Regions from separate parts of the Mus musculus genome. Here regions 1 and 3 are each linked to region 2. The links are chromatin contacts, found by POLR2A ChIA-PET in ENCODE. All regions are on one chromosome and are shown on one strand. The core of a region is the stretch at or near the end of the contact, and the rest is flanking DNA. Distances in the headings are between cores, read along the strand shown.

What was found. ChIA-PET counts read pairs that join two places held with the same protein, here RNA polymerase II (POLR2A).
Region 1: POLR2A ChIA-PET joins it to region 2 with 10 read pairs in embryonic stem cell. The contact joins the promoter of Slc39a7 here to the promoter of Zbtb22 in region 2. POLR2A ChIA-PET finds 5 or more read pairs at or near these places in 3 of 5 experiments (Patski and embryonic stem cell).
Region 3: POLR2A ChIA-PET joins it to region 2 with 11 read pairs in embryonic stem cell. The contact joins the promoter of Kank3 here to the promoter of Zbtb22 in region 2. POLR2A ChIA-PET finds 5 or more read pairs at or near these places in 5 of 5 experiments (Patski and embryonic stem cell).

What each region holds. Positions count from the first base shown.
Region 1 is chr17:34,030,362-34,033,061 of GRCm38, reverse strand. It overlaps Slc39a7 (solute carrier family 39 (zinc transporter), member 7), which reads left to right and starts at 1,372. Exons shown (of 7, transcript NM_008202.2): 1 at 1,372-2,238; 2 at 2,328-2,496; 3 at 2,641-2,694. The coding sequence starts at 1,804. It overlaps Rxrb (retinoid X receptor beta), which reads right to left and starts at 1,250. Exons shown (of 10, transcript NM_011306.4): 1 at 839-1,250; 2 at 18-235. The coding sequence starts at 1,064.
Region 2 is chr17:33,914,843-33,917,542 of GRCm38, reverse strand. It overlaps Zbtb22 (zinc finger and BTB domain containing 22), which reads right to left and starts at 1,367. Exons shown (of 2, transcript NM_020625.3): 1 at 1,270-1,367; 2 at 1-726. The coding sequence starts at 660. Daxx (Fas death domain-associated protein) reads right to left here. Exons shown (of 8, transcript NM_007829.4): 8 at 1,953-2,200. The coding sequence ends at 2,141.
Region 3 is chr17:33,809,189-33,811,888 of GRCm38, reverse strand. Kank3 (KN motif and ankyrin repeat domains 3) reads right to left here and starts at 1,366. Exons shown (of 11, transcript NM_030697.3): 1 at 1,324-1,366.

The DNA of each region.
Region 1 (2,700 bases), core at 123-2,622, 120 kb before region 2:
CACAACCTCTCTCTCACCTGAGGGCTGCTGACAGGCCCGGAGAATCCTGGGGGAGCCGGAGGGGGCAGACCAGGGGACCCCATGGAAGAACTGATGACTGGGAAGGGGGAGCCCAGTGGCGGGGGTGGCATTGGAGGTGGAGGTGCTGAAGGGGTAAGAGGTGGGCCAGGAGGAGAAGACGGACGGATCCCCTGAGAAAGGGGATTTGGGGAGGAGCTGTCTGGGCTTCGGGAATCTGAGAAGTGGGTACGTACAAGGCAGACACACACGGACAGGAGAGACAAGAAGAGAAAGTGAGCCTTTTGATCATCCAAATGGACACTTTAATTCTCCCTGACCCACCACAGCCCGCAACCCTGGAGTTCAGAAATACCAAGTGGCCAAACAACAATTTCACTTCTAATAGTCGTGAGAGGAGGCGGTTGACAAAAAGGGAGGCAGGTCAGGCGGGGCTACTGGGTCATCCCAAGCTGACCTCGGGAGGGGGGGCTGTGAAGCAGCACGTGGAGGTGTAGCAGCGAACCCCTCGTCCAACCCCAACTTAGAACATTCGGGGCAAAGAGTATGGCAGAAATACCCGGTCCCAGAGCGTAAGCTCAGCCTTCGAATGCCCAGAGTCCTCCAGCCCACGGGGAACGGTGTCCTTCCCACGCCCGAGACCGCGCACGCAGGCCCCGCCGCGGGCCCGAACCTGAAGGGCGGAAGCTCCCCCGCCGCGCCCCGCCCCGGGGGAGGGCGCTGGGCCTCGGGACGTCGAGGGCGCGTGTTTACAAACAAGGGGGCGGGAGCGCGGGGAGGGGGCGCGAGGGGCGCCGGCCCGGGCCCACGGGACACTCACCCCGCCCGCTGTCGCCCATCCCGTCCCGGCCAGCCTCCCCCGGCTCCGGCTCCAGGGCTTGCTGCTCTCCGGCCGCCGCCGCCGCCGCCGCGGGATCCAGCCAGGGCCGCCGCCGCCGCCACCGGGACGCGACCCCACAATGCATCTCTTTTCTCACCCCCACCGGCCCACACTGCCCCGCGGCATGCCGCGGCGGGAGGAAGGGCGGACGAGTGGCCCAAGACATGACGCCCGGGCCGAGGGCGGGGAAGCCGGAGAGGCGCCAGGGACGCGCAGGGGGGACAGCGGGGGACTCGGGGGCCGCGACGAAGCCGCGGAGGCGAGCAGGCCGCGGCCTGTGGCAGCGCGACTCAAGAGCCGCGCTCGGCTCGGCACTGAGATGACAGCACCGGCGCGGCCGCCATCTTTGTACAGACGGGAAGTCTCGCCTTGAGCTCCCGCCCCTTCGCCGAGGTGGAAACGGAGGAGGCGGTGCCCGCCAGCCCGCCGTCCCCTCGGATAACCCCCCAGCTCTGCGCATGCGTCCTGACGCCGTGGCCGCGCCGCCCTCGGGGCGCCGCCATGTTGGTAAAGGTATCGGGGCGCAGGCAAGAAAGGGAGCTTCCGGATCTCGCGGGAGCTCGAGGCGTGAGTGCCACGTCCCAGCAAACCGAGAACCGAGAGGATCCCGGAGCCGGTGAGAGGTCCCTGCTGCTCCCTTACGGCGCTTTCCAGGCCTTTACCCCAACCAGTGGGCCATAGAGACGCGGGCCCAGAGAGACCGTAAAGTTGCTGATCAAAGGCTAGAGCGGTGTCGGGGGTGGGGGGCTGCATCCAGGAAGGGTGTTGGGGATGAGGTGGACCGGCCTTGGGGACAATGTAAGAGCGGAGCAAGTAGTATAGAGGAAGGGCTTCAAGGGACGCGGATCCCGAATAGGTAGATTGAGAGTCAAGTCGAGTCGTCTCTTGTTCCTCCGGTCAGCGTGATGACCATGGGCCTGCGGGCCCCCCACTGGGTGGCTGTGGGACTGCTGACCTGGGCGGCTTTGGGGCTGCTGGTGGCCGGACACGAGGGTCATGGTGACCTGCACAAAGATGTGGAAGAGGACTTCCATGGCCACAGTCACGGGCACTCACATGAAGATTTCCACCATGGCCACAGCCACGGGCACTCGCATGAAGATTTCCACCATGGCCACGGCCACACTCATGAAAGCATCTGGCATGGGCATGCCCACAGCCACGACCATGGACACTCACGTGAGGAATTACACCATGGCCATAGCCATGGCCACTCCCACGATAGCCTCCACCACGGAGGACATGGACATGCCCATCGTGAACATAGCCATGGGACTTCTAGGGAGGCTGGGGCTCCAGGCATCAAACACCACCTGGACACTGTCACCCTCTGGGCCTACGTGAGTCGCCAGGGGATGTGGGGAAGAGGGACTGGTTCTTAATCGGTGGGAAGCTCCATCTTTGCCTTCTGATTGTGCTTCTCCACCAGGCACTGGGGGCCACAGTGCTGATCTCCGCAGCTCCGTTCTTCGTGCTGTTCCTCATCCCAGTAGAATCTAACTCTCCCAGGCACCGCTCTCTGCTCCAGATCCTGCTCAGTTTTGCTTCCGGGGGGCTCCTGGGTGATGCGTTCCTCCACCTCATCCCGCATGCCTTGGGTAAGTAACTTGTGGGCTCCGCCTCAAAGGCTTAAGCGGTTTTGTTCTTTCTCTTTAATGATCCCAGATTTTCCGGTTGTCTTCAAACACACATCCCCTGAGCCAGGCATTCCCTCATCAAGCCTTTTCTCCCACTTCCCGCAGAACCTCATTCTCACCACGCTCCAGAGCAGCCTGGACATGGACACTCCCACAGTGGTGAGA
Region 2 (2,700 bases), core at 118-2,617:
AGAGGAGAAATCAGTCGACTCCCGGGGGCTGAAGTAGTTGCTACTGCTGGGAGACTGATTCTCACTGGCCCTGCTGGAGGTATGGGAACGGACAGAGCCTACGGTGGCAGGGGCGACAGTGCCCCCATTCCCTGATGGGACACTGGCACAAGGGACAGAGACAGAGGGGGCTGCAGCAGTAGTGACAGTGGTTGTAGTGGCTGCGGATCGACCCTCCCGAAGGAGTTCAGTGCACTTATCCACAATGTGCCACATCTGGAGGACCGACCCCACTGTGAGGAAGTTGACAATGTCCGCAGCAGCCATGCTGAGGCGGCCCGTGTAAGCTGAGGCCAGGACAGTCTCAAAAGCGCCTGGGTCCATGACGCTTGGCAGGGAAATGGAAGTCATGCCTTTCAGTAGGACCTGGTCGTGGAAGTAAGGAGAGGAGGCAGCCAAGACGGCCCTGTGAGCGCGGAACTCCCGTCCCTGCACGCGGATGGACACATCACAGAGCTGACCCTGGAGCCGCTGCTGGTTGAGGGATTCCAGGAGGGCACTGGTCACCTCAGGGAAGGACACGTGTACCACTGCAGCTGCCGGCAGAGGCAGTGGCGGTGGAGCCAGTGACAGAGGCAGTGGGAGTGTGGCCCCACTGGGTGACAGAGCAGACGGCTCCATGCTGTGGAAGGAGATACCCCCCCAGCCACAGGAACAAAGGAAAGAAGAGGGCGGCCGGGGGGGTCTCTAGGGAAAAAAAAAAAAAAAGAATAACAGCATTTTGAAAGCATCACTGATTTTAAGCCATCACAGTATTTAAAAAAAAAAAACAGGTACCCCTGTCAACCCCATGGTACAGACGGGGCAACTGAGGCTCACTATTAAGTAAAACATCCAATCAAACACCACCAAACCGCAGCGCTAGCAAAGAAAGTATTCCAAGTTTAGTACTCTCGCTCCTGGGTCAGGAAATAGGGGGCTCTCAGGGAAGGGGCGTCTATCCTAGTCTACGGCTTCACTCTCAAAAGAACGCCCCCTCCTTGGTGTTGCGTACCGATTTTCTTGGGGTGAAGGGGTGTTCTCCACAGTTCTCAAGCTCCTCCCCCTAGAGCCCCCAGTTGATCCCGACCCCGCCCCTTCAGGACCCTCCAGGGCTCCGCCCCCTGGATCCCCGACCCCGCCTCGTGTTTGCCCCCGCCCCCGAACCCCGCCCCCCAGTCCTCCCCAATCGCGCCCTCGGACTGTTCCCCAGCCTGAGGGGGGCCCCCAGCCCCGCGCGCCCCCGCTTACCTGGCCGCGCGCCCCCGGGCCCCCCCCCTCACTCCGCGACCAGAGCCGCAGCCCCAGCCCCTCCCGCCGCCATCTTGTGCCGACTCCCTCCGCCTTCCGCCTCCACTCCGCCTCCCGGACCTGCGACCTTAAAGGCGCAGGCCAGCACCCCTCCTGTGCCGCTGGGCAAAAGTCGACCGACAGCGACACTTTTCCTTTAAAGAACCGGCGCTTCATTCCGCCTTAAAGGTACCAGGTCCCGTCTGCGGCTGAGGACTCAGGAATTGGTTTGGCCGAAACCTTCGTTCCCCTTTAATCCGACAAGCCTACCTTGTCTCATTGACCAGTGCTGGCTTCCGCTTCCCAGGCTCCACCCCGAGCTCTGGACGTTAGCTTGCTCGCGGGATCTAACAGCCCTTTTCCCAGCATATGAGAACCCCCCAAGCCCCGCCCCCCTCCTCCAGGCCTGGATTGGCCAAATCACCTTGAGTCAGCCCCTGATTGGCCTTTTCACTCAGACCGCTCAAAACGAGAGAGGAAAGCTGCTTAAGAAGGCTTCCGAAGCACTTATCTTTAAAAGTGCCTAGGGGAAGAAGGCTCAAGGAAGGGTTAAGGATGAGGACGCCCTAAAAAGAGAGCCAGGATAGAAAAGGCAGATCCAGGTGACAGCTGTCACAAGAGAAAAGGCAAAGTAAAGGAAAGAATACAATAAAAAGAAATTCATTGTTTATTAATGTGTCTGTGTAAAACTTAAAACATTTTGATTTTTTTTTTTTGTCAAAAGAAACACCATCAAAACGGGAGGAGCTCTGTCCATCTTTTACTCCATCATCTTCCAACAGCCATACAAAAAACCTTCTGGATGCAGGGAGCACGGGGAGCATGGGGCCTGCTAATCAGAGTCTGAAAGCACGATGATCTCCTCCGGGTCGCACTGTGTGGCCACACTGGTCTGCAGACAAGTCAGAGGAGAAAGAAGGGTGAGCCAGGCATGGCGGCTCACGCCTTTAGTCCGAACACTCAAGAGGCAGAGGCGGGCTGATATCCGAGTTTGGGGCCAGCCTGATCTACTACATACAGAGTTCTGGGACAGTCAGGGCTACATAGAAAGACCTTGTCTCAGAAACAAAACAAAGCAGGATGGAAGGCTGGAAGATGGCTCAGCCACTAAGCACGCAGCTGCTTTGCAGAAGACCCGAGTGTTGTATCCAGTCTCACATGGCGGCTCTCTGCCTTCTCCGTGACTCCAGATCTATAGGATCAGACGCCCTCTTCTGGCCTCCATGAGCACCAGACACAAATGTAGCACATAGGTATGCATGCCAACAAAACACCTATTTACATAAAATAAGTCTTTTTTGTTTTGTTTTACATGGTCTCACTATGTAACCTTGACTGTCACTGGGTAGACTAGACTGTGGCCTTGAAGTTAGAGAGACCTGTATGCCTCTG
Region 3 (2,700 bases), core at 117-2,616, 110 kb after region 2:
CATCTCACTGACCCCTTTACTCAATTGTTTAAACAGGCGTTGAACTCACTCTGCAGCTCTCAGGCAGGCCTTCAACTTTCTTTTCTTTTTTTTTTTTTTTTCTTCGAGACAGCGTTTCTCTTTATAGCCCTGGCTGTCCTGGAACTCACTTTGTAGACCAGGCTGCCCTCGAACTCAGAAATCTGCCTGCCTCTGCCTGTGCTGGGATTAAAGGCATGCGCCACCACGCCCGGCGCCTTCAACTTTTAATCATCCTACCTGGACCTCTCAGGTAACTAGGATAATAGGCGCTTTTGGAAAGATTCCCTTTTGCTCCCCTAGAAACTGCAGGGAACCCAGGCCACATATCACCCTCCCAGCTCACAGCTGTCAGTTCCAGCCTTGGGAGTAAGGAGTGTGGTGGGGCAAGCCAACATTAGACTGCTACACAAGCCAATGCCTCCCGGAGTAGGGCGTGTAGCTGCCCTCATATCTCCCACACTGCCTGGCTATCAAAGTTAAATCCGGATCCCCTGCCTGAGACCCCCTCATTAGGCTGTCAGAGCTGAAGCCACACGCCCCCACACCCAGCCCTGGGACTATTTCGGGACACAGAGCTGCGATCAGTCTAGAGAGCTGTGATCAGGAGAGCTGTCATCAGGAAACCTGAAGGACAGGACACAGAGCATGCATACCCGAGGTCCTGAAGAAGTTATGTCTTACTGATAAGGCTCTAGGTGGGAGCCCTTCATGTTGGGATAGGATTCTCAAACGCAGGATGGGGGAAAGAGCTAGATGATGGCAGGACAAGGGGTCCTTGAATCATCACACACACACACACACACACACACCTCCCCAAACATACAGAACCAAGTCCGCTTAGAAAAGACAGGGCAGTTTCCTACAGGAAAAACCGCTGGGCGGTTCCATCCGCTGCTATTGTCAGTAGGTCCGGGGAGTGGGGGACATCCGTTCCTCCCTCCAACACCGTTTCCGTACCATCCGCCCACTCCACCCCACTGCAAGAAACCCATTCCCAGGTCTTCAAGCCAACTCTGGGGAAGGGTCCCCTAAGGCATCTAGGAGACTAAAATGCGCACAAGTTCCTCTGGTTAGGTCCTGGATGGCCATGTGGTGGCGATCTGCCTAATAATCTAGGGTCCCCCCTCTCCGGTCGGCTTTAAACCACCTGAGGCTCCCAATGTCCAAATGGTCACCATTACAGGACACGGCGCCCACCCCGTTGCAACGCACAGAACCCATAGAAGGGGGCTAAAAGCATCACACCCCTCCCGGACACTTGGGTCCACTGTTCCCCTCCAGGACTCGCGTGGTTGACTTTACCTGAATGAGAAGCCCCGGCAGCGCCCGCACCGCACCCGAGCCCGCCCCCTCGAAGCTCCGCACGGGTTATCAAGGCTTTCACCCCTAACTGACGGCTTTTTCAGCCAACCAGAGCACGAATCTAACCGAACTATCCAATTGTAAGACAGAGTGAGCCATCTGGGCGGGGGCAGGGTGGGGACCCGCCTGAGGGCGGGCCTACAGTAGAATCTGAGAAGATCAGAGCAGGGCAGTGGGATGCTGCTCAGCCAGCTACCTCTAAATCCTGCCTGGTTCAGGAGTAAGAAAAGAGGTTTCATTCACAGGACAGTAGGGAGCTACAGGAAAAATCTAAGCAAACTATTCTAATGGGATTTATATAACGAGTTTAATTCCTACTGTCTTGTTGAAGTCGTAAGAGCCTGGATCTTGTCCACCGCAGGAACTTTGCATATATTGTGCCACTTTAAGAAATATTATCTGGGGGCTGGTGAGATGGCTCAGTGGGTAAGAGCACCCGACTGCTCTTCCGAAGGTCCGGAGTTCAAATCCCAGCAACCACATGGTGGCTCACAACCATCTGTAACAAGATCTGATGCCCTCTTCTGGAGTGTCTGAAGACAGCTACAGTGTACTTACATATAATAAATAAATAAATCTTTAAAAAAAAAAAAAAAAAAAAAGAAATATTATCTATATGTGATACTTTCCTATATTTCTAAGTGTTCAATCTATGTGCCCCTGAAATCTATGTGCCACAAGAAAACAAAACAAAAAACAAACAGAATCCTTAGCACAGCCTTTCCCTAGTCATTATCATTGCCATAGCAATGGTTTATTAACTAAATAGCAATTTTCATTAGTAGAAAGGCAAGGTTACTATCATCACCCCTACTAGACATTTTAGGATCAGGAAACTTTTTATCCACTGCCTCAGGCATACACTAGTTACTTAATAAATGTCTGCTCTACTGGAGATATCTAACTCAATGGTACAGAACTTGTCTAGCGCACCTATCACAATAGATAGGTAGGAAGACAGACAGACAGAGACAGATAGACAGATGAAAATAATGTAAATATAATAGACACATACAGGTGTACTTATAAACATACTGAGATTATAGATCAAAAAATTGTCACAGAAATAAATTAAAATTACATTTGTGAAGGTCAGTGAGATGACTTAGCATGTAAAGGTTCTTGCTGCCAAACTTGACGATCTGTGTTTCATCCCTAGGACCATGTAATGCAAAGAAAGACCCAACTCCTACAAGTTGTCTTCAGATCTCCATAGTGTGCTATATACATCAACCTATGCACATACATACCATATATCAATAAAACTTTTTAGCTGGGCAGTGGTGGTGCACACCTTTAATCCCAGCACTTGGGAGG